Regions from separate parts of the Homo sapiens genome. Here region 2 is linked to region 1. Evidence: chromatin loops called from intact Hi-C (ENCODE). Cell type or tissue: mammary epithelial cell. All regions are shown on one strand. Links, peaks and the distances in the headings refer to the core of each region. The heading gives the core; the rest is flanking DNA.

What was found. Peaks named below come from ENCODE experiments on the same cell type or tissue, not always from the same donor. Only the 100,000 strongest peaks of a DNase experiment are listed, where the experiment ranks them.
Region 2: it touches region 1 in a loop (7-fold over the local background); 3 of 110 quality-filtered maps call a loop at or near these places.

Annotation. Positions count from the first base shown.
Region 1 is chr13:106,151,412-106,162,066 of GRCh38, reverse strand. It overlaps the pseudogene RNA5SP38. Among named protein-coding and RNA genes, the nearest start is that of LINC00460, 220 kb to the left of the region's middle. In mammary epithelial cell, for the core only: no CTCF peak of the experiment used is centred there; DNase peaks (open chromatin) are centred at 5,386 and 6,456; H3K27ac peaks cover 5,074 bases.
Region 2 is chr13:106,467,371-106,478,025 of GRCh38, reverse strand. It overlaps LOC105370346 (a long non-coding RNA gene), which reads left to right. Exons shown (of 2, transcript XR_002957491.2): 2 at 3,815-6,279. Among named protein-coding and RNA genes, the nearest start is that of EFNB2, 63 kb to the left of the region's middle. RefSeq lists enhancers at 4,089-4,776, 5,054-6,253 and a silencer at 5,591-5,885. In mammary epithelial cell, for the core only: no CTCF peak of the experiment used is centred there; DNase peaks (open chromatin) are centred at 5,195 and 5,785; H3K27ac peaks cover 2,841 bases.

The DNA.
Region 1 (10,655 bases), core at 818-8,817:
TTGACATTGAAAGGTACTCTACACTATAATTTGCCTTTTTCTCCTGCCTCATAGCACTGCCTCTCAACTGATACAGAGCCAAAGAGCATATTTCAAATAAACTTAGAGAAACGTACAGTAAAACAACACACAAAATTAGTCTATCTGAATATTAAAGAGAAAATTCTATGTTAAGTATTTTTAGAACTTCACCGCAATACAATTTACAATTACAATAGATAAACGATTGTACCTCACAAAGTAACTTGGTATATATTAGAAGAGCTAGCATACTTAGTGCAGAAAACTTACCACAAGAAATGTATTTTATTTTCTTGTGAGAAAAGAATTAATAATAGCATAGCTTGTGTCACTGGTAACTTATTTTGTATTTTACGTATGTGAAGTTTCAGGGGAAAAAATGAAGGAAAATTTAAATTTCAAACTTTATTTTAGAATGGATTGTAAATTACGTTATACTGTCAATAAGTCAGGGTTTTTTTTTTTTTTTTTTTTTGTATTACAGTTTCTGTTAGCCTATCATTTTTAAAGAAACTTCAAGCAAATAGCATTTGGAACTAATACATAAATCTGTCAGTATATTCAAAAGTGCTATAGTGTTTTAAAGAGAAAAGCATTGTTCTTAACTTGCCTGATATAGCAATGAAAGTAGGCCAGGCTGATTTCGGGCAGGTTTCCACAGCGGCAAGTCGTGTCACTAATGCTAAAAGCCCTTCACTTACATTTTCAGAAAAAAAAAATTATAGAATTAAATATCTTTGAACCAGCAAGACTGCTCATTACAGGAAGTTACTATTTTGATCAGGCTGTTGGTTTCTGAAGTCTCTTGGCAACAATACAAAAATAGCTTTCTCTTGTTAATAAAGAACAATCTGCAAAAACAAATTAGAAATGTGTTAAGAACAAAATAAACAGGCATTTATTTTTTAAACTTGGGGGCCCCTAAATTTCGCAGACTTCTGGAATCTGGGGAGCTCCACCCAACTGCTACACATTTTATTGCCCTGTTATAGGTTTGGCATGAGAGGAATAATTTTCCAACTGTTGGAACAATGTGAATTCACATTTTTCCAGAAGGAAAAAAAAACCCTCTATCTTACATATTAAATTCCACATAGAGAAACAGTGTCTGTATCACTCTTCCCATTTTATGATGGAATTTGAGAACTAAGGGAAAAATTATATATATGAAAATGGTATATCTAAGTGTAGTTAAAACCTACATCTGGTAAAAGAATTTTTAAATCAGTGTAGAAAAGCCAATTCACAGAGCAAAGCTTCCATGTTGTGAAATTTCACTTGTAACAGTCACTTGAGGCCAATCACCTGGGATTTGTTGAAATAACTCCTGTCTAGTTCTTACTGTTACATATTATACAGTAAGAGAGATTGCTGCTAAAGAGAGGTTGGTATAAGTCTGGCTAAGAAACAGTTCTTTGAATACTTGCTTAGTCTAATAATTTATTCTAGGTGATTAGAAATTCATATTGACTCAATTGCCACTGCAACCAACACACCTATTTGGGTGGGGTGGGAAGAGATTGATGTTCTAGCTTTTTTAAAAGTATGAAATAGCAAATTTTCATATTTATATAAAAGGATGATATTTTAAAAACATGTAACAGAAAGTGATTATTCCATGTTTTTCCCCTACTCTGTGGAATGGGTGAAAAAAAAATGTAGAGCTGTTCATAAGATCTGAAGGAGCTAATTTTCTCAATTGGAATTAATCGTGGCGTTAGGTACCACAGCTACAGCAGGGGATATTTTGCTCTCCTAAATTTAAGGCATGGTACTGGAGCGAAATGAGAAGAGTACAGACAGAGGAGATGAATGGTTCATTTACTGGTCAGTTGGTAATATCATCACACCAAGATGCACAAAACATGCAGGTGTTTGCTCTTGTGAAAGAATCAGTGCCAGTAAGAATAGTGTCTATGCATTTTGGACGGTTCTTATCTCTTTTGCTCAGACACTAACTAGTCAAGCTCCCTTTTATTATAACCATCGTGTTCCCATCCAGAGATGACATGCTTGCTGGAATGTCAACCTAGAGAGCTGTGTTTTTTCTGGCTTGACGTCCCCGTTTCCTGACGTCTGGATCTGTGCTGGTCCCACAGCTGTTCCTTTGCTCTCACTGTTCCCTCTCCCTGGTTTCCATCTGCCCCCAGTGCTGACTTTACCTCCCCTTTGTCCCTGACTGTTACCCGCTGTCCACCAACTGCCTGCTGTTGCGCCTGTCTGGTGGAGAAGGTTCCTTCTTAGTCCTCATGCGCACAGCCCTGGCTCCAGCGCCCCTCCCAGGTCGACAAGAAGAGCTTGGCTAGGGGTCATTGCAGCAGCGACACAGCCGGTTTGGAACAGGGCTGCATTTCCAGGCTCTCTGATGCACACCGTGACAGGTCCCAGAACTAAAAGGCAAATGAAGGTAGAGGAGGTTCATGCGCTTTTTGACTTCTGTCTCTGGAGAGGCAGGTAAAGCCAATATTATAGCGCTGAGAACTAAACCCTCCCAAGAGGCTGTCTAGTCCAGCCCTTGGCTTTCAGCTGGGTGAGGCTTCATTACACCCGAGAGGCACCCAGGGCCTCGAGAGGTTAAGTGATCCAAATCTCACAGCTAATGAACAGTGGAGGGCTGTGTGTGTAGGTGCGTGTGTGTTTGTGTGAATGTGACACAGACTAGAGCGTTGGTTGCTTTCTTTTAGAGTAGATTTTTTTTTCATTTGGAGAAATGTGAAAAACACGGAAAAATGACAATAATGTAACAATCAGCTATATTCTCACCACCCACATTTAAAACTGAATACCTTATGTAATATTTGCTGCTTTTTTTTTCTGCTTATATTTTTTCAAAGCTACACGGGAAAGGTATATGTGTGTGCTTTTCCTATGAGAAAAAGGAGGCACAAAAAAGGAAAACAAATGCATTTATTCTTTTAACAAAAGGGCAGAAAGGAGAAAGGAAGTAAACCTTGTAGATAAAGCCAAGCTCCTTTTGACCACCATTACAATATTATTCCTCTCCTTCTTTTCCTCTTGAGAACAAAACAACAATCAATTTGAGTTTGATGAGAATTTTTTCAATATTACCTGTGCACTGATATCCATAAACAGTGTGCACTGTCGTCTTAAATGTGTTTCAATGTCACGTGTGATGGGTCATCCTGACACTTGACTTCTTCACTTACCATCATTGGATGAGACAAAACACACAGCCCTTTAGTTTGGTGGGTTTTTTTTGTTTCGTTTTGTTTTGTTTTGTTTTTGAGATGGAGTCTCGCTCTGTCGCCCAGGCTGGAATGCAGTGGCGTGATCTCGGCTCACTGCAAGCCCCGCCTCCCAGGTTTAAGCAATTCTCCTGCCTCAGACTCCCGAATAGGTGGGACTACAGGCGCCCACCACCACGCCCGGCTAATTTTTTGTATATTTAGTAGAGACGAGGTTTCACCGTGTTAGCCAGGATAGTCTCAATCTCCTGACCTTGTGATCTGCCCGCCTCAGCCTTCCAAAGTACTGGGATTACAGGCGTGAGCCACCCCCCACGGCCTAGTTTGGTCTTTTTCACCATCATGCAGTGAGACATGGTGTGCACAATCCGCATGTTTTCTGGATAGTCCCTTCTGAAATGTTCATTTATGATTTTGGCTCTTCCAGAGGACATCACGGTAAATAATCTCGTGCATTTTCCAAGTGTTTCCCTCGTGTTTCCTGATCATTGATCATGCGCATTTTCAACTGTCCTAAATATTGCCAAATTGCTGTCCAGAGTGGCTATGACTAATACATCCCTGCCAGTTTGCCTGGGGGCTTCTGTTTCCCTAAATCCTTCCCAGCACTCAACAATGTTACTTGTTTTAATTTTTCCAGAGCTGACCAAAATATAGCTCATCCGTTTCCAGTGCAAGTAAAAGGTGAGAGGCTAGGTGGGTGTTTAGAACATTTCAGTGTATGTGGAACTATGACTGTGCAGAGACCCTGGGAGGTGGTCTGACCCAACTCTGCCACATGCGGGGGGCTCTATTTCACCACTGCTGCCTCCTTGGCACTGCTTTTTGAGGCACATTGATAATTTAGCTACTCTGTGTTAAAGATAGCGATGTAGACTGACTGATTAGCCTGATGTAAAAAAAAAAAAAAAAAAAAGCGTTTGGCAAATACAACCCTATGTGGTCCATATTTGAATATTTTTTCACAAGTCAACTGCTTGATTATATAGCTAAGAAAAACAAAGGCCAGAGATTTTACATGGCTTATCCAAGCTCTCTTCTCTTTAGGAAAATAAATTTCAGGAAGGTTGAACAATTGGCAGAGAAACACTGAAATAAAAATCAATGACATTGATGGGGCTTGGCCTCAGGGGGCCTTCCGCTGGTTTTTACCTATGGCCTGTATCTCTCAGTAGTTCCAGTTTCTGCTAATGACGTCCACTTGTAAGGAGGACAGAGCCTGGATTATAGGAGACGCTAGATACATATTGCCCAAATTGACAAATGAGTCAAAATGGGGAGCATATCAAAATCTATGTGGTGTGTGCATGTATTGAAAACATGTCCCAGAAAATCAAAATATTGTGCCTCCCAAAGAATCATACACCTACCCTCATCCTCCACTTTTTCCTCTCTTCCCTTTCCCAGGACCTATATGAGAGTATTAATTGCAGACTGACCCCAATAACGACAGAGTTTGAATAAGAAATATAGTAGTGTAGTAGGTTCACTGATTCTATGAAAAAATATGAAGCAACAAAACAGGGCACATGTGGTATAAACAGCATGGGATATGGGTGGATAGACCATTTGTTTAAAGTTTACGGCAGATATCATCACTGTAATACACAATATATCATGGGACAAGTTATATTAGGCTTTATGTAAATAGAGGCAATGATATGGGAACAATGGCTTTTAAAATTTACCAATAGGGCACAATCTAGAATATTAAGCAAAAATTAGTCCAAACTTTGGTTGTATAAAATTGAAGAGAGGTAATTTTGATAGGGATAAATGCTAAACTATTGATAAAAAAAATACAGAAATATTTTTTAGGTGAGATGTTGTGGTCTAAGGGTACTGTTTGTGAGAATAGATGGCTGCTTTCATTCAGAAAGGCAACATGGCGTTAAAGGTAGTTATTTCGTGAGGCCTAGCAGAATAGGTTACACTGAGACCAGAAAATACATTAAGTGAGTATCAGCTTAATAAGCAATGAATAGACAGAAGAAGACGCCCTGAGGAAAAGAGGTGCACTGTGAGCTTGAGAACCAGACCATACTGCAAGTCACCATCCCTCCGTGTTCTCCAAGGAAGGAGATGATGCACTTTCTTAACTCCTGTAATTTCTGTGGCTGTGACTCACTGGGCTGGTGTAAGAGAACAAGTATTTACACCGCTGTTCTCAATCAGTAGTCAAGCTTTGAAAAGGAAATAAGGAATAACTTTCCCATATTTGGAGGTAACAAGTGTAGCAAGATGGCACAATCCCTCCCTCTCAAAGGAGCTATGAGGTTTTACTAATAGTGGCTATTACTCATCCAGAGGCCAGCGCCTCTGCCAGCACAGGGTCCCCTTATACTTTACTGGAGAATTTTAGTTTTTATCATAGAGCATTGATGTGTCACATTAAAAATGTTTACAAAGCATTTTATAATCATTATTTACTGCCTTACATAGCAACCCCACGCTGCAGTTCAGTCCTGCCTTTTAAACAGCATGAACCACCTACTCACACATAGGACCCAACTCCAGAAGGCTCCTCTTGACATTTTTGGCTGAACTATCATTTAATCTGGATCAAAGTTAAATTTTAAAAGTTGCTGTGGTCAAAGAAAAAAGGATAGATAATTTAGCTTTCTTTTGTGCTTTTAGGATTACGATGATAGCAGATTTGTAAGAAAAGAAAATTCCTTTAAAATTAAAGGTCATGTCTTTGACTCTGTCAATTTCTCTTTGTTCAAAAATGAATAAGAAGATATTAAAGAAAAATATACAAGCACAAAAGGAGTCATTAAAATTTATTTTCCAAGCTATTTGTTGAATATAGTGTAGAAATGAGTCAGGAACAGGACATTTTTTACACTAAAGGGATTAAACAGAAAGACCAAAGCTAGTTTGTGCCTTTTAAATCAAATTGTTTTCAATGTCTGCAATGTAGACTGCATTTATGACTTGACATTTATTAAAAATAGCATCAGTTAATTTTTCAATTTTTAAGGAATTCAATAAAGTAATGTCTTAGTTATGCTTGAAAGTTATGTTGGAGGCTAGACCGTGGAAGAAATGTATTAGGTTAATTTAAATTTTGGTTGATATTAATTCATATCTTAAAGAAAAAACAGTTCTTGTGATTCCAGTGAACATGAGAAATAGTCTATGAAACAGAATTCTGGGAGAACTGCTACATGACTTGAGTCATTTTAAGCTAGACGGACTCAACATTCAGGAATATCCCTTGGGGAATTTCCTGAAATTGACAATGAGTAAGACACCCTAGGAGAATCCTTTTCCATTTTGGAGGTGATTTCCCATGCTCCCTGTCTTATTTTTCTGTCTTCTGATTGAAATAGAAACCCCGACATGTGTCTACCACCAAACCACCCTGAACGTGCCCAATCTCATCTGATCTCACAAGCTAAGCAGGGTCGGGCCTCGTTAGTACTTGGATGGGAAAAATTCCAGCAAGTACTCGTTTTGTTGGTGCATATGTTATGATACGTGTGCACCAGTTACACAATAAAATAGTATTTGTAAAAAAGTATAAGCAGAGAGGAGTATGCGGTTGTTACTCAAAAGTAAATTATCAAGTAGACAAGTTAATTAGCAACTGATTCAAGGAATTTTTTGGATAATATTGTATTTCATTTGAATAAGGATGCATCTTAAAATCTACTGGTATACCTCTTTTTCCAAAATTGAAGTGAAAGTAGTAATACAATATGGAGCTTTGGAATTTATTCTGAAGGATACTGTAGCTTATGAGTGGTCATGGAGCTGATTAAATAAATGTTGTTTAAGCAATTACTCCCAGAGTGAACACAGTTTCTCCCATTCGGGGCATTTCCCTTACAACTTCTATTGTATTTCTTTGAATTTTGGAAATCACAACTGGCCTTGTATGCATTGTCGTTATGGTATCTCCCAAGAGATAGCAGCATTCCTACAGGGTTTAAGTGGAACTGATGCATTTATGTGCGTTTATTTATTTGCTCCAAGACATGATGTTTCCCCATTACTATGGTCAGAACTAGGAACGGAGCCTGAGAATTTGTGTCTAGGCCTTTATTCTAACTAACAACAACACTCGATCCCACTACAAAAAAAAAAAAAAAGTAATCTGCCATGTCAGAAAAAAAAAAGGGCCTTCAGCTCCAGTAAATTGCAGGGTTATACTTTAAAAGAAAAAAAAAAAGGAAAGAAAAGAAAAAAAAAAGTAAGGCAACTTTCATTTGAAAGGTTTAGGATTCTAGCAGGACATACTGCTTTTATATCTTTGAGTACTGCTCAAAGATTTCTGCTGAAGTACCATGCAATTTTCTCTAAGTGCATAGAGAACTCACATTCAAGCTTTTCTCTTCCTCTTTCGCCCTTTCATCCTGCAGTGTGCATTAGTGGAAAGGGCAGTGTTCTTTCCAGAGGAGAAGGAAGTTGATCTAGGAGAGGGTGAGCTGAGCCTGGGCTCCAGGCAGCCAGTGCTCTCTGCTGCCCTGGAATTGTGCCCCCTCTTTATAATGGGTTGAAATACTCACATTTTGGCAGTGGGTTGTGTTTGTGTGTGTTGTCACATTGCTATCGGGCCTTACTTATTTGAGCATGGAAAATGTTTCCTGCAAATAGTTTTACATAATTTCTTTTTCTGATGCTATGAAGGTTAGGATTCCTGTATGATCTATTTTTATAGTGAGACAAAGTTCTTCAAGAATTTTGATCTCTTCCTAGTCTTCAGCTTTTGGAGTTCATCAAATGCAAATCATTTTCAGCAGGTTAGTGCTTGTCTGACTCAGCCTTTGTTTTTGTACCTAGGTATTTTGTTCTTGTTGTGTTAGGCTATAGTTTAGAGATGGAGTAACTCAGTAGCGTTTTCTGCACTATTTTGAAATATATATGTATTTTTGAAATAGATGTGTGTGATTTCTACTTTGTATACAGTCATTGCTGAAAGATGGTTGTTTTGATTTTTGCCAGTGTAGCATGAGCCAAAACATATTCTCAATAATACGTAATATCATTTATGGTAATATCAAAAAGGCAATGACATACATATCTAATGTATTACTTGAACTGTTGAATTTTTTTTACCTGAGTTACCCAGTGGATCAGTTCAGCAACAATGACAGTAAGTCACTCTTAATGTCAGAGACTCAGAACTCAGTTCTCAGGATGCTCTTCTCTTCTGTCTTCATTTATCCCCTCTGTGGCCACAGCCCATCTCTTGGCACTGCTTGCTGTTTATATGCAGAGGACTCCCAAGTTTATATCCCCAGCTCAGAACTCACTTTGGAATTACAGACTCATATTCAGCTGCCTCCGATATCTCTACATAAAAGTCTAAGAGACAATGAATTCTTAGCAAATCCAACTTCTGCTCTGTTTCCAAAATGTGCTCCCCTGCAGACTCCCTCATCTTTGTCAGTGCTGACTCTGACCTTCCAGTTGCTCCGGGCAAAAAATTAGATTCATCCTTGACTCTTTCTTCTCTTTCCCTCGCATGCTGCATTCAACCAATGAGGAGGCACCGCTGGCTTTGCTTCCGCAGCTCTCCAGAAACGCTTCTCAGCACCTGTCCTTCTCCTGCCCCAGTCTGAGCCCCCACAATGCTTCACCTGGATTGCTACAAGGGACTCCTCGCCACCTCCCGAGATCTGCTCTTGTTCCTACCATCTCATTGCAACCCACAGCCAAAATTATTCCTCCAACACACAGGTGGGGTTATGATGTCATGCCTCTGTTCAAACCCTTGCAATGGCTCTTCTTTGGAGACGGTAATAAAAGCCACAGTGGGTACAGGATTCCCCAGGACACTTCAGGATCCGACTCTCCACAGCCTGTGCCTGGTCTCACTTCCTGCAACTCCTCACTACTTTTCCACATGGTCTTACCTGAAGTTTTCAGAATGATAGAATGATACCTGTTCCTGCCCAATGCCTTTTGCATTGACTACTCCCTCTTCCTGGAAATATTCCTATGGCCAATTCCCTCCCTTTCATCGTCTATGCTCAAAGTGTCTTTCACCATGAAGACTTTCCTAAATTCCTCTTTAAATTGCACCCCTCAGCCTCACATTCTCCACTACCTTGCCTTACATTCTTTTTTCCTCACAACCGTCTAGTATATCATTAGCTCATTTATTATTTTGTGAGTGTTGTTGACTTTATCTCAGTCCTTCTTTCCCGTGAAAGATTCTCCAGTGCAGGGATCATTGTCTGTTTTATTCTGATGTATCCCAGGCACCTAGAACAGTGCAGGAATACAAAAGATGCGTAGTAGATATTTCTTGAAAGAATGAAATCTTATAGGTATGTAAAGTCAAATAAGTTCTACAAAAAAAACAAACAAACTCATCCCTTAAGGTGCTCAGTAAACTAAGGGAGGGAGAAGGAAACACAAATGAAAGACTACAAGGGTTCAAACCCACAGAACATCTCATTAAACAAAAAGCACTAAGGGTCCTGAAATAATAAGGGCAGCATCTAGAAAAAATGTATTCACGAACGACCATACACAGTATTTAACTCACTGCTCTCCATTTGCAGGTGATGAAGGTTTACTCAGGCCAGACAGCAGCTAGTTCCCTGAGAACACCTTTTATGTGGCCCAATGCAAACACTGCTAAAGGGAGTGGCTGAGCAACCTTCTTCCTCTCTGGCTCTACTACCTCTGAGCCTTTGTCCAAGCTGTTCCTTCTGCTTAGACACCTGTCTTAGTCCGTTTTCACTGTTATAAAGACATTTCTGAGACTGGGTAATTTATAAAGAGAGGAGATTTAATTGACTCACAGTTCTGCATGGCTGTAGAGGCCTCAGGAAACTTACAATCATGGTGGAAGGGGAAGTAGGCATGTCTTACAAGGCAGCAGGCAAGAGAAAGGTGTAAGCTAAGGGGGAAAAGCCCCTTATAAAACCATCAAATCTTGTGAGATCTCCCTCACTATCATGAGAACAGCATGGGGGAAACTGCCCCCATGATCCAATCACCTCCCTCCCTTGACATGTGGGGATTACAATTAGAGATGAGATTTCAGTGGGGACACAGAGCCAAACCATATCATTATCCTCTCTCTCTCTCTCTCTCTGTTACCTAGCCAACTCCAGTTTACCTTTGGGTCTTGGTGTGCAGACTACCCCCTAGGGATCCTTTCCTAACCTCTTTCTCTCCCACAGAACGGCTTCCTCTGCTCTGTGCTCCTGTGGCTCTTTCTTTTCACTCTCTCCTCAGACTGACTTTTGAAAGCTTTCTTCCTGACCACTCTGTACATTCCTGAGGGCAAGGAAGCTCTTTGTCCCATTCCCAGCTGCAGTCCTGATACCCAGCAGCCACAGAATGTTTGTGGGATGAATACCATCAGCCACACCCTGAACCAGGGTACATGAGCAATTATCACTGACAAAGAACCTGGAACTTGACATTGACAGGGCTTGGATTTGCCAAGTAGACTGTCTCCCT
Region 2 (10,655 bases), core at 1,612-9,611, 320 kb before region 1:
ATGTTCTTATGAGAACAGGAGATCAGGACATAGGCACATATAGAGGAAAGACGGTGTGAAGACACAGGGAGAGGACGGCTGTCTCCAGGCCAAGGAGAGAGGCCTGGAATAGCTTCTTCCCTCACAGTCTTCGGATGAACCCTGCTGACACCTTGATCTTGGACTTCTAGCCTCATGTACTGTGAGAAAATACTTTTCCGTTGTTTCAACCATGCAGTTGATGACACTTCATTATGTCAGCCCCAGCAAAACAAAACACACTAAATATCTCCCTTAATCAATTATTGCTCTTAAAGAAATTCTTAGAATCCTTGCCACCTGCTTTGCATAACATACAAAGCCATGTGTTTCAGGTGGTATAAGGAAAACTGTGTGCTTCAGTGGAAAGCCATTCATTATATAAAGCAGGAGTTGGCAAACTTCACCTGAAAAGGCCAGATAGTAAAGATATTAGGCGTGTGTGCCATGTGGTCCTCGGCTGTGACTCCTTGGTTCTGTTGTGGCGACGGGAGGCAGCCGTAGACCATAAGTAAACAAATGGGTGTGTTCCAATAAAAATTTACTCACAGAAACAGGTGGGGGCCAGATTTGCAGACACCTGGTGGAGAGCACACCATTCTGGGTTATCTGGTTCCCAGCTTTCCATTCCTTTGAACTCTTCTATGACTCTATAATTTATAGATGACCAACAGCAATGCAAAATGTTGTCTGAAGACATGAAAAATAAATTCTGCCTGGTAGATGCACACATTCAATGGACTTGCCACCCCAGCCGGGGAAGAAGCTGGTTTCCTTCATCTGCACGTTTGTTTCTATATTCCTGATGCAAAATTGCGTCTGTCCTTTGTATTCTTCTTGAAACTGGTTGTTGCATCTTACCATTTTCTCATTAATGAGTTAAGTAAAATCTTTACTGTGTATTCATTGTTGTATCTGTACAAGAGTCAAGATTCTATCCATTTTTGGAACATTTTCCTTTAACACTGGATCAAGAGATTATGTTATCTGGGCAGATTAAAACATTAGCTGTATTGTGGCTGGGCATGGTGGCTCATGCCTGTAATCCCAGCACTTTGGGAGGCCAAGGCAGGAAGATCACTTGAGGCCAGGAGTTTGAGACCAGCCTGGCCAACATGGTGAAATCCCATCTCTACTAAAAATACAAAAAATTAGACGGCACAGTTGTGCGCACTTGTAATCCCAGCTACTCAGGAGGCGGAGGCAGGAGAATTGCTTGAACCTGGGAAGGTGGAGGTTGTAGTGAACCAATATCACACCACTGCATTCCAGCCTGGGCAACAGAGTGAGACTCCATCTCAGAAAACAAACAAACAAACAAAAACAACAAAACATTAGCTGTATTGTGGTACAAAAACACAGAAGTCCCAGTGCCTGAGGCTGTGAATGCAAACTAGAATGGCGAGGCTATTTCTGTGTCCTGGGCTGACGGGTGCCTCCCCAGGACTTGGGCAGTCAACTAGGGTAGCAGAGGATAAGAAGAAAGGTTTGGAATTAAACATCTTGATTTGCGTTTCAGACCCGTAATTTAATGGTTTGTGACCTTGAGCATATCTCATAAACTTTGCAGTCCTAAGTGTTCTCGCTGTAAAATGGAGAGAGGAGTACATACATCACAAGGGCTCCTAGGATTCAGATGAGACCGTAAATCTGAAAGATTTTCACAGTGCACAGCCCATTCTCAGAGCACGGTAATGTGTTGGCTAATTAAACGTAAGCAGCTGTTACGATGAAGGCAATAATAAGGACATGTAGAAAGTTTGAGAGGTTATGTGAAATGGCAACAAAAAAAACGTCACTCCATTCTTAAGTTTGTCCTGTGGCAGCATTGCATTCTTAGAGAGAAAGGTAAACAGTAAGTGGAACCATGGCCAAGAGTATAACTCTCTAACTCTTTCATATCTCTCAACCAAACAACAGCCAGCAATTTCCTTGAACATTTTCTGCCAGTGATTCAGATTTCCAAATTTTATGATAAACAGGTAACAAAGACTCATAGTCATGAAGCTATTCGCACAAAGGTTTAAGATTGGAGACAGGCCGTGCTGCTGCTGGGTCCAGACAGCCTGAGAAGTTTCTGAGTACAAGGGTCAGATGACAACATTAGGCTGAAACAACACAGCTTAACAGGCCAGGAGTTCTGTCTTCTTGAGGATCGCTTTATATTTCCTAGCATAGATCTATGCATGCACCGCATCTCAAAACATGTTATGTGCCAGGTACTTACATTTTGTACGTTTTTCTGAAGAAATTGTTAAATACTTTTATTTATTTATGCATTGGTTTTAGACATGGGGGTCTCACTATGTTGCCCAGGCTGGCCTCAAACTCCTGGGCTCAGGGATACTCCTGCCTCAGCCTCCTGAGTAGCTGGGATTACAGGAACATGCCACCATGCTCAGCTAATAATTTTACTTTTTTAATGATTCGTTCAAATTATGTCTCGAAATGTTTGCACACATCAAAATCAAAACCTCACAAATTCAACAAATATGCAATGAGCTGTGACTATGCCGGCTCCTAAGCCAGGAGCATGAAAAATACAAGAATGAAGATGGCTTAGTCAATCACAAAGTGGTTTTCACGTCTCAGAGGAGGTAGGCAAGGATCCCCATAATTAGAACCCAGGGAGGGTGACGTGGGGCCTCCACTGGGCTGGCACTCCTGGGATAACATCCACCAGCTTCTAACAAGTTGCCAGGTTGGTGAAAGTCTCTACCCTAGAAGAAACACCAGTGCAGGTCCCCTCAGGAGGGGCGATCGGAGGGAGGGAGGGAGGACAAGGAAGGCTTGCTGTAGCTCCTCTGTGATTAGCATCACAGGTGAGTCATGCCGAGGAGGGAGGGGGCTCCATTTCTGGGGTCTGTGCTTAACTCATGCCATGAAGATAATATGCTTTTTTTTCCCTCTCACTGTGAAAGAAGCTCACAGCTGGCATTGTGCTGCAGAGGCCAAGTGGTATGATACCTCAGCTCAGATAAGGATAAGGAACCAGTTACACGTTCGCCGGGAGGGTCAGTTAACTCAGCAAGTGCCCAAACTCTCACAACCCTGCCTGGCTGGGGACAGTGTTTGTCAAATCCTTTAGACTGCAACCCAGCTAGGTTACACGGTTACCTAGCATGCACCCACGTGCACACACACACACACACACACACCACACACACACCACACCACACACACACACCACACAACTAAAGCAAAACTTCATGAAAAATTTACTATTATCATACATGATGTAATCTGATGTTTTGTATATATTTTTGTTCCCTTCCAGTTTTAAAAACAACCTGCCTCATTACATTTATTTCACTACTTTCCTCAATTTCCAATAGGTCAAAATCCATAGTGTGAATGAATAACACTGGCAGTGGAATTTTAAGATCCTCAAAAGGAGTTCAGTGTACTATGGGTGTTAAAGCCATTGACGCAGTTCACAAGCGAGAAGACATTCTTGCATCCGCAGGGTTATAGTTCTTAAAATCTTGCCTCAGAATGAGTTCAAGTTTCTAAGTCTGTGCCTCAGTTTCCTCATCTGCAGAATGGAGAAACTAGCAGTATCAATCTCCTCGTGCTGTCATGATGGTTATATGGTTGCATATAAGTAAAGTGCTTAAAACAGCACTGTCTGAAATAAGATTGTTTGCTTTTGTTGCATTTGTTATTGTTGATGCATTTACATACAGCAGATTCAGTGAATGGTAAAGATAGTTTTTTTTTTTTTAACAATTATTTAATTTTAAAAAAGTCATAACCAAGGATGATAGCATTTGCTTCCTCTCACTTCTCCTTTCAGGGTAGCGCATCAAAATTGCAATTCCAGGCCAGGCGTGAGCCACCGTAATCCCAGCACTTTGGGAGGCCGAGGCAGGCAGATCTCCCGAGGTCACGAGTTGGAGATCAGTCTGGCCAACATGGTAAAACCCCATCTCTACTAAAAATACAAAAATTAGCCAGGTGCAGTGGCAGGTGCCTGTAATCCCAGCTACTCCGGAGGCTGAGGCAGGAGAATTGCTTGCCCCCGGGAGGTGGAGGTTGCAGTGAGCCGAGATCATGCCACTGCACTCCAGCCTGGAAGAAAAGACCGAGACTCCGTCTCAAAACAAAAAAAAAAAAAAAAAAAGAAAAAAAATTGCAATGCCAATGCATAAGAGCAAATTAGCAGCCCCCATAGGGTTTGTCTTAATAATAATTACTGAGTTACAACTGACAACAGTTCCAAATAATTTATTATGGGTACAATATGCCAATAAAAAGAATATTGGCAAACATTTATAGAAACTACAATTTCCATTTCTGCCGTGAAGACCTTCCCAAAGGCTCTGGCCGGCTCTGTTCTGTTGAACTGGACTTCTAGCAGCGGGCGTGGGAAACTCACTCCAGGACGGCGCAGCTTCTCTCAGCCCTGATGGGGAGACGGGGTCTGGGCCTGCGCTTCAACTGCAGCCCCGCAGGATTCACGACTGCCTAGGGCTGCTGGAGGACCAGGTGGGTTAGCCCACCCCAAACCTGTGTCCCAGTGCCTGAGGCTGTGAATGCAAACTTGCCCAAGAGGTTTCCTGGGAAAGGATTGTCGGAAAACCAGACAGAGACAAGGCTTATCAGCCTGACTCAATGCCAAATGCCAGGGTCAGCAGGGACACCTGATGCACGAGGGCACACACACTGCTGGCCACTCCGCCCTCAGCTCTGGCCTGGCCCTCAGCCCTCACATGCTGCCGTCAGAGGCCTGAGCAAGGTACTGAAATGGAGGAAATGTACACATTGAAGAGCAGTCTCACTGCCATCTCTGCTGTGCGGTGAGAGCACACGACTTCAATTCAGAAAACATTTCAGCGTGCTGCCACAAGCCGGGCCTGTGTCCCACCAGCTCCCTTCAAAAAGCACGGCTCAGCCCAGCTTTCCATGCTGGGGGCTGACTTCAGGCCACAGCCACAGTGCCATGGCCCTTGGTAGGCATGTCACTAGGGTGGGGACTTCAGAGGACACTGGGTCACTCCTTACGGACCGGAAGCTGGATAACACCCAGTTAGCTGGAGCAGCAGAGGAGGAAAATGGTGACCACCTCCTTGTAGTCAAGAGGAATTTGTTGAACACACGTAAGACCTTCCTAGAGAACTTTTACACTGATTAAGGGGAATTTAAAGGTGCTTAAAAGGGAGGTAGACGGGCTAGGGAAATTCCAGTCATGAGTGTAAACAGGAGCCTGTTCTACCCACAGCTTAGGAGGACCTGGGAAATGTGAGCCACCTTTACCATCACACATGGCAGGGTTTGGAACCTGGAACCCCTGATGGCTTTGTGGATATTATTCAGAGATTTGCAAACCCAGACAGATTAAAAAAAAAAAAAGAAGCAAAACTACACACAAAAGCAAGAACAAAAGTAAAAAGACTGCGTCATTATTTCTTCCAACCTCTAATTGAGATTTAGCATTTTCTTCCTTTGGGAACATAAGCACTTTCATATTCAGCCACTGCATCTGTATTTCCTCTCACAGCTTCTTTTGCAGGAATGACTTCATTCTACCACCCTTTGCTGCCATATCAGGACGTCGGGAAGCAAAGAGACGTGTCGGCTTGATCAGCACACAGGTCATTCCTAGAGAGATCAGCTCAGTCACCGAGCAGGCAGGAACAGGCACTCTGGAGGGGAGAGGCAGGCCCAGGAGGATGAGTCAAGGCAGGGATTGAAACTGCAGGATGAGGGAGTCAGCGCCTGGGAACCCACAGGGCGGAGTTAGATAAGAAGAAATGCCCGCGGAATCTGCAGTTTAAATGGAGCCTGGGGTTTGTAAAGAGGAGTCAGGCGTTCTTTACCTTGTCAGTTCCGACTGCTTTGTGCACAGCTGACTCAGAGACCGGGTGGGGCTGCCCTCTTAGGTGAAACCAGACCGATTAGAAAGTCGGCTGGGCCCTGCAGATCCTGCCGGCCACACCCTCCCAGCATTAAGGGTATGCCTCATCTGTGAAACCAACTCTCCCCCGTGAAGGAGAAGTGACATGTCCATTTTAAAGAAAATCACTTCATGGTTGAGGAGGCATGATTTTTGCATGCAACAGAGGCAGTGTAGAAGAAGTTCTTAATCAACCTTTGTGCCAAGAAGCTCTTTAGCAGTCTGATGAAGCCCGTGGGCCCCTTCTAAGAATAATATTTTTAAACCCATAACATAAATACATCGGGCACCAAGGAAACCAGTTATATTGAAACAGCTATCAAAGGAAACCAAATATCTTGAAATACAGTTATCAAAATATTGAAGTAATTGTGATCTAGTACTACGTGTGCCTCTTGATTAACTCTTTAAGTAACAAGATCTAGTATAATTCAGAAGTACATTGTACTAACGGCAATGACATTTTAAGGCATTTGCCAAAACTGCAAGGTGTTGTGGGGACACTCGCATTTTCTGTTGGTGACCAAGGGGCATTTCATGTTATACCTTTATAGAAAGAACAACGTAGTTCCCTGTGTCTTGTGGAATAGTGTGATGATTACAGGGGGAGTTCCACTAGAAAGCAGCATTCATTGATGTTGCTGATGGACTTACGGGAGTCAAACATTCCATTTTTCAAATTAAGAGCTGTGATACTGGCTGGGACTGGTGGCTCATGCCTGTAATCCCAGCACTTTGGGAGGCCAAGGTGGATCACTTGAGGTCAGGAGTTCAAGACCAGCCTGGTCAACCTGGTGAAACTCCATCTCTACTAAAAATACAGAAATTAGCTGGGCGTGGTGGTGGGCGCCTGTAATCCTGGCTACTCAGGAGGCTGAGGCAGGAGAATTGCTTGAACCTGGGAGACGGAGTTTGCAGTGAGCCGAGATCATGCCACTGCACCATTGCACTCCAGCCTGGGTGACAGAGCAAGACTCCACCTAAAAAAAAAAAAAAAAAAAGAGCTGTGATATTAAAAATGGCTTGGATGCACTGTTTTGGCTCAGAGAAGGGGCTTTGGAGTCAGGCCGACTGCTGTCATCCTAGCTCTTCCCTCTGCCCCCTCTGTGACCAGAGCTAAGTTCCTTTACTTCCATGAGCCTCAGTTTTCTCTTCAGTGGTAAGAGCACCGCTCACAGAGCTGTCGTGAGGCACACATGAGACCATGCTCCGAGGTGCTTGGCACATGCTGAGTACTCAATATGTCTCAGCTGTTGTATTTTGTGTTATTTAGATGCAACATACACAGGCTTCAATGAGCAAGAGGAATCCAATGGGATCCTAATCTGCTTAAAACACTCGTGTGGGCGTTTCCACAAATGGACCTAACCACACTCTCCCTTACTGTCCCTAGCAGGGGCATCAGTTAGGGTGAGCACAGGCCTTAGGAAACAGGAGATACAGGTCAAGAAGGAACAGAGAGCAGGAAAGGATCCTCACTAAATATCGGAGACCCTGTCGGGGCTGGCTTGGCTGTGAATCCCAGGAGAGGTGAATCATTTGGGGTCAGAGCACAAGGCGAAATGGAGGAGACACTGCAGCCAGCACTGGCATCACTGGAAGAGAAGTTTTATTTTTCAGTAAAAATATTTTCTCTAGAATTAGGAAACAGGATGCTGGTAAGGATAATGCACTAATTATTTCTTTTCTTTTTCGCTTTAATATATTCAAAGCAAAAAGTGCTTCAGAGTTTCTTCAAATAAGAAAAAGTTGGGCATGAAGTGTAGGGAATAAACCATCCCCACTCTCTGGGTGGCCAAGGTGGGAGGATCACCTGAGGTCAGGAGTTTGAGACCAGCCTGGCCAACATGGTGAAACCCTATCTCTACTAAAAACACAAAACTTAGCCAGGCATTGTGGCACGCGCCTGTCGTCCCAGCTATTTGGGAGGCCGAGGTAAGAGAATTGCTCGAACCTGGGAAGCGGAAGTTGCAGTGAGCCGAGATTGCGCTACTGCACTCCAGCCTGGGCGAGAGTGAGATCTTGACTCAAAAAAACAAAACAAACAACAAACAAAAAACAAAACAAAACAAAACAAAAAAGCGGAGTAAGGAATAAACCAAATAGGTGCCCCCTGCATTTCAGCGCTTTTGCTTTCTCATGCTTATGAGATTAAATCATCTAAAAACAAGTAGTGTTAACGGGGGTAACACAGCATGGGGATTTTCTGTTTCTTTTTATTGCTGCTATTGTAGTCAATAAGATTTTATTTAGACCCGAATAAAGCACCTAGTAATTCTGGAGGCCTGGTATAAAAGACACTTTTCAAAATTGAACTTCCTCTTCCCCCTGGAACCTTCTCCTTGGAATTTCCCTGTTTCTCCCAAGGCCCAGCTATGATCTCCCCGCTCTTCCCTTCAAGTGATCAAAACAAAACTAGATGTCAAACCAACCAACAAACCGAAATTTATTTTTGGCGTGCTCAGGGTTTCCAAAACAGAAGAGAAATCCCTGTTTGTTCATAGACTCTGCTGCTCCTGTCTTCACTTACCAAGAGAAACAGGCTGGAGAGTGCGCCTTCACCTTCAAAAGCAACACTGCTCTTGGCATCTTTTGCTTTTCGCTTTGTATTCTTCAGACTGTTAGCAAAATGGAGAGCTGAGGAACCAAGGCCTGGCTTTGATCGCTGTCAGAGTCGACACAGGACAAGCCCTCGCCCTGCCCCCTAGCAGCTCCTTATCACTCCCAATTATTAGCCCGTCACCTCCCCTCTCCCCGGGTGCCGTGTGTCTGCAGGAGTCACTGGGAGAGGTAATGGAGGCTTTCACCAGCTCTGTGTGCGCAACGCCAGGGCCGGCTTCCATGCTGTTATGAACAGTAGCAGTTGCTATCAAGGTGATTTCTCGACAGCAAAGGAATCTCATGTTGTGGCCCTGCCCTCACCATGGCTGGTGCCAAGCAAGGGCTGAACTGTTCCTTGCAGGCAGATTTCAAGGAAGGCGTCGACACCTTTCATGTGCCGATGAGGACAAATCCCTGTGCCCAGATTAGATTTCCAGAAACACCTGTGAATCTTGCCCACACACCTGCAAGAAGCTGGTGTTTCTCTCTATGGAATTGTGACGATGACCTGCCTCCTCCATTGTACGTTAATAAAAAGCAGCAAAAGTGCCATTCATACAGGCGGCAGTTTTCTAAAGAAAGAGGGAGCTTTCGAAGTGCACGGTGGTGTCTCCCAGGCAACACATGAAAGGAAGATTGCTAAGAATCATGTCAATAGTTGTTAGAGTTTTTTTCTTTTTTAAAAAACAACTCACCTACACTTTTTAGTCTAAAATATATTTTGTCTTGTATCCCAAACTACAAAAAAGTCAACATGATTATTTCAGACATAGATTTACAGGAAAGATTGAGGCAACCATATCTAAGATGGAGACACAGGATGGTGAGTTTCCAACTCGTATAGAAGGGTCAGGTCTGAACTCCTGAACTTCTCATATGCTCCTGCCACATTCCCCTGTCCTTGGAGGCAGGAGTTTCAGGGATGGCTGGCCCCACCAGGGCCCCCCACACCACCTGTCTCCCAGTTCCCCTCTCTGATTTGTTTTTGTTACTTGCCAGTGTTAACTGCAGTCTCTTTTTCACAGAGTTGGCTGTGCTGCCCAGGCTGGGGTTGCCGATGGTCCGCTCTGTGCCAGCTGGCAGACTGGCCGGCTGGCTCGGCAGAGCAAAGTGCTAATTGAAAGGCGCCCTCATCACCCAAGGCTCTCAGTCGTCTCCTTGGAATGGCTGGTGCTTCTGACAATCTTATCAGCCAAGGCTGTGGCCCACATTGGTGAACCGGGGACATGCAAACCCCCAGCTTCACTTTGGCAAGAGAGGCCTGGCATTTGCTGCAATGCCAGGAGGTTGGCATGTGCCTGAGGCCACTGCAAATCTGGCATTTTCACTTACGATCCAATTCCGATCACTTCCCGGGTCAAGGAAAACACTTCGGTTGTAATCTCTGCCTTTTCAATGAATCATTTACTGAGGCAGCTGGGTTTGTCTACTTAGATAATTTAGGGGAAAGTTAAAAGAAGTTCTCCATACATGACTTGTTGGCTTCCAACTCTCCTTTGACTTCTAAAAGAATAGCTTTCAGCAGCCTGTAAAAGGGAAAGGTTGAAGGTAGCCACCACCCCCCACCCCCGAGGGAAGATGCCATCCATGCAAAGGGCAGGTCAGAGAGGTTACTGGAGATAATGGAATTTCAAAAACATTGTAAAGGAGCTGTCAGGCCGGGGCACGCTGAGAGGGGAATGAGCTTCGGCTCCCAGCAATTTGATGTCCAGGAGTAATGAAATGATGAGTCTATTTCACACAATGGACCTGTCAAGAAAGATAGTGTCGCTTTAGAGGACGCTTAGAAAGCTCTTCTTAGTGGCCTTCAAAGTATCAATTTTCAGGTGCTAAGTGGTAATTAAAGCTAGCAAGTTATAGTAGCATTCAGTGAAATTAGATCATGTCAAAGACAACAGAAAGGGTCAAGATTCCTGTTCATTCCCATGAAGGGAACATTCCAACCAAGCCGATGTTGACAGTACTGGAGAGTACTTTTAAACTGAAAGGCGGAATGCATCTTTTCCTTTCATAAAATGTTCCGTTCTTGCTGGTTTAAGATTCTCCTTTGAGGGAAGAGTCGGCTTTGTTTATCTTTGATACTCAGAGAAATAGTTCATTGTTGTAAAAAATTATTTCCTCGGTAAGTCTTTTATTTTTT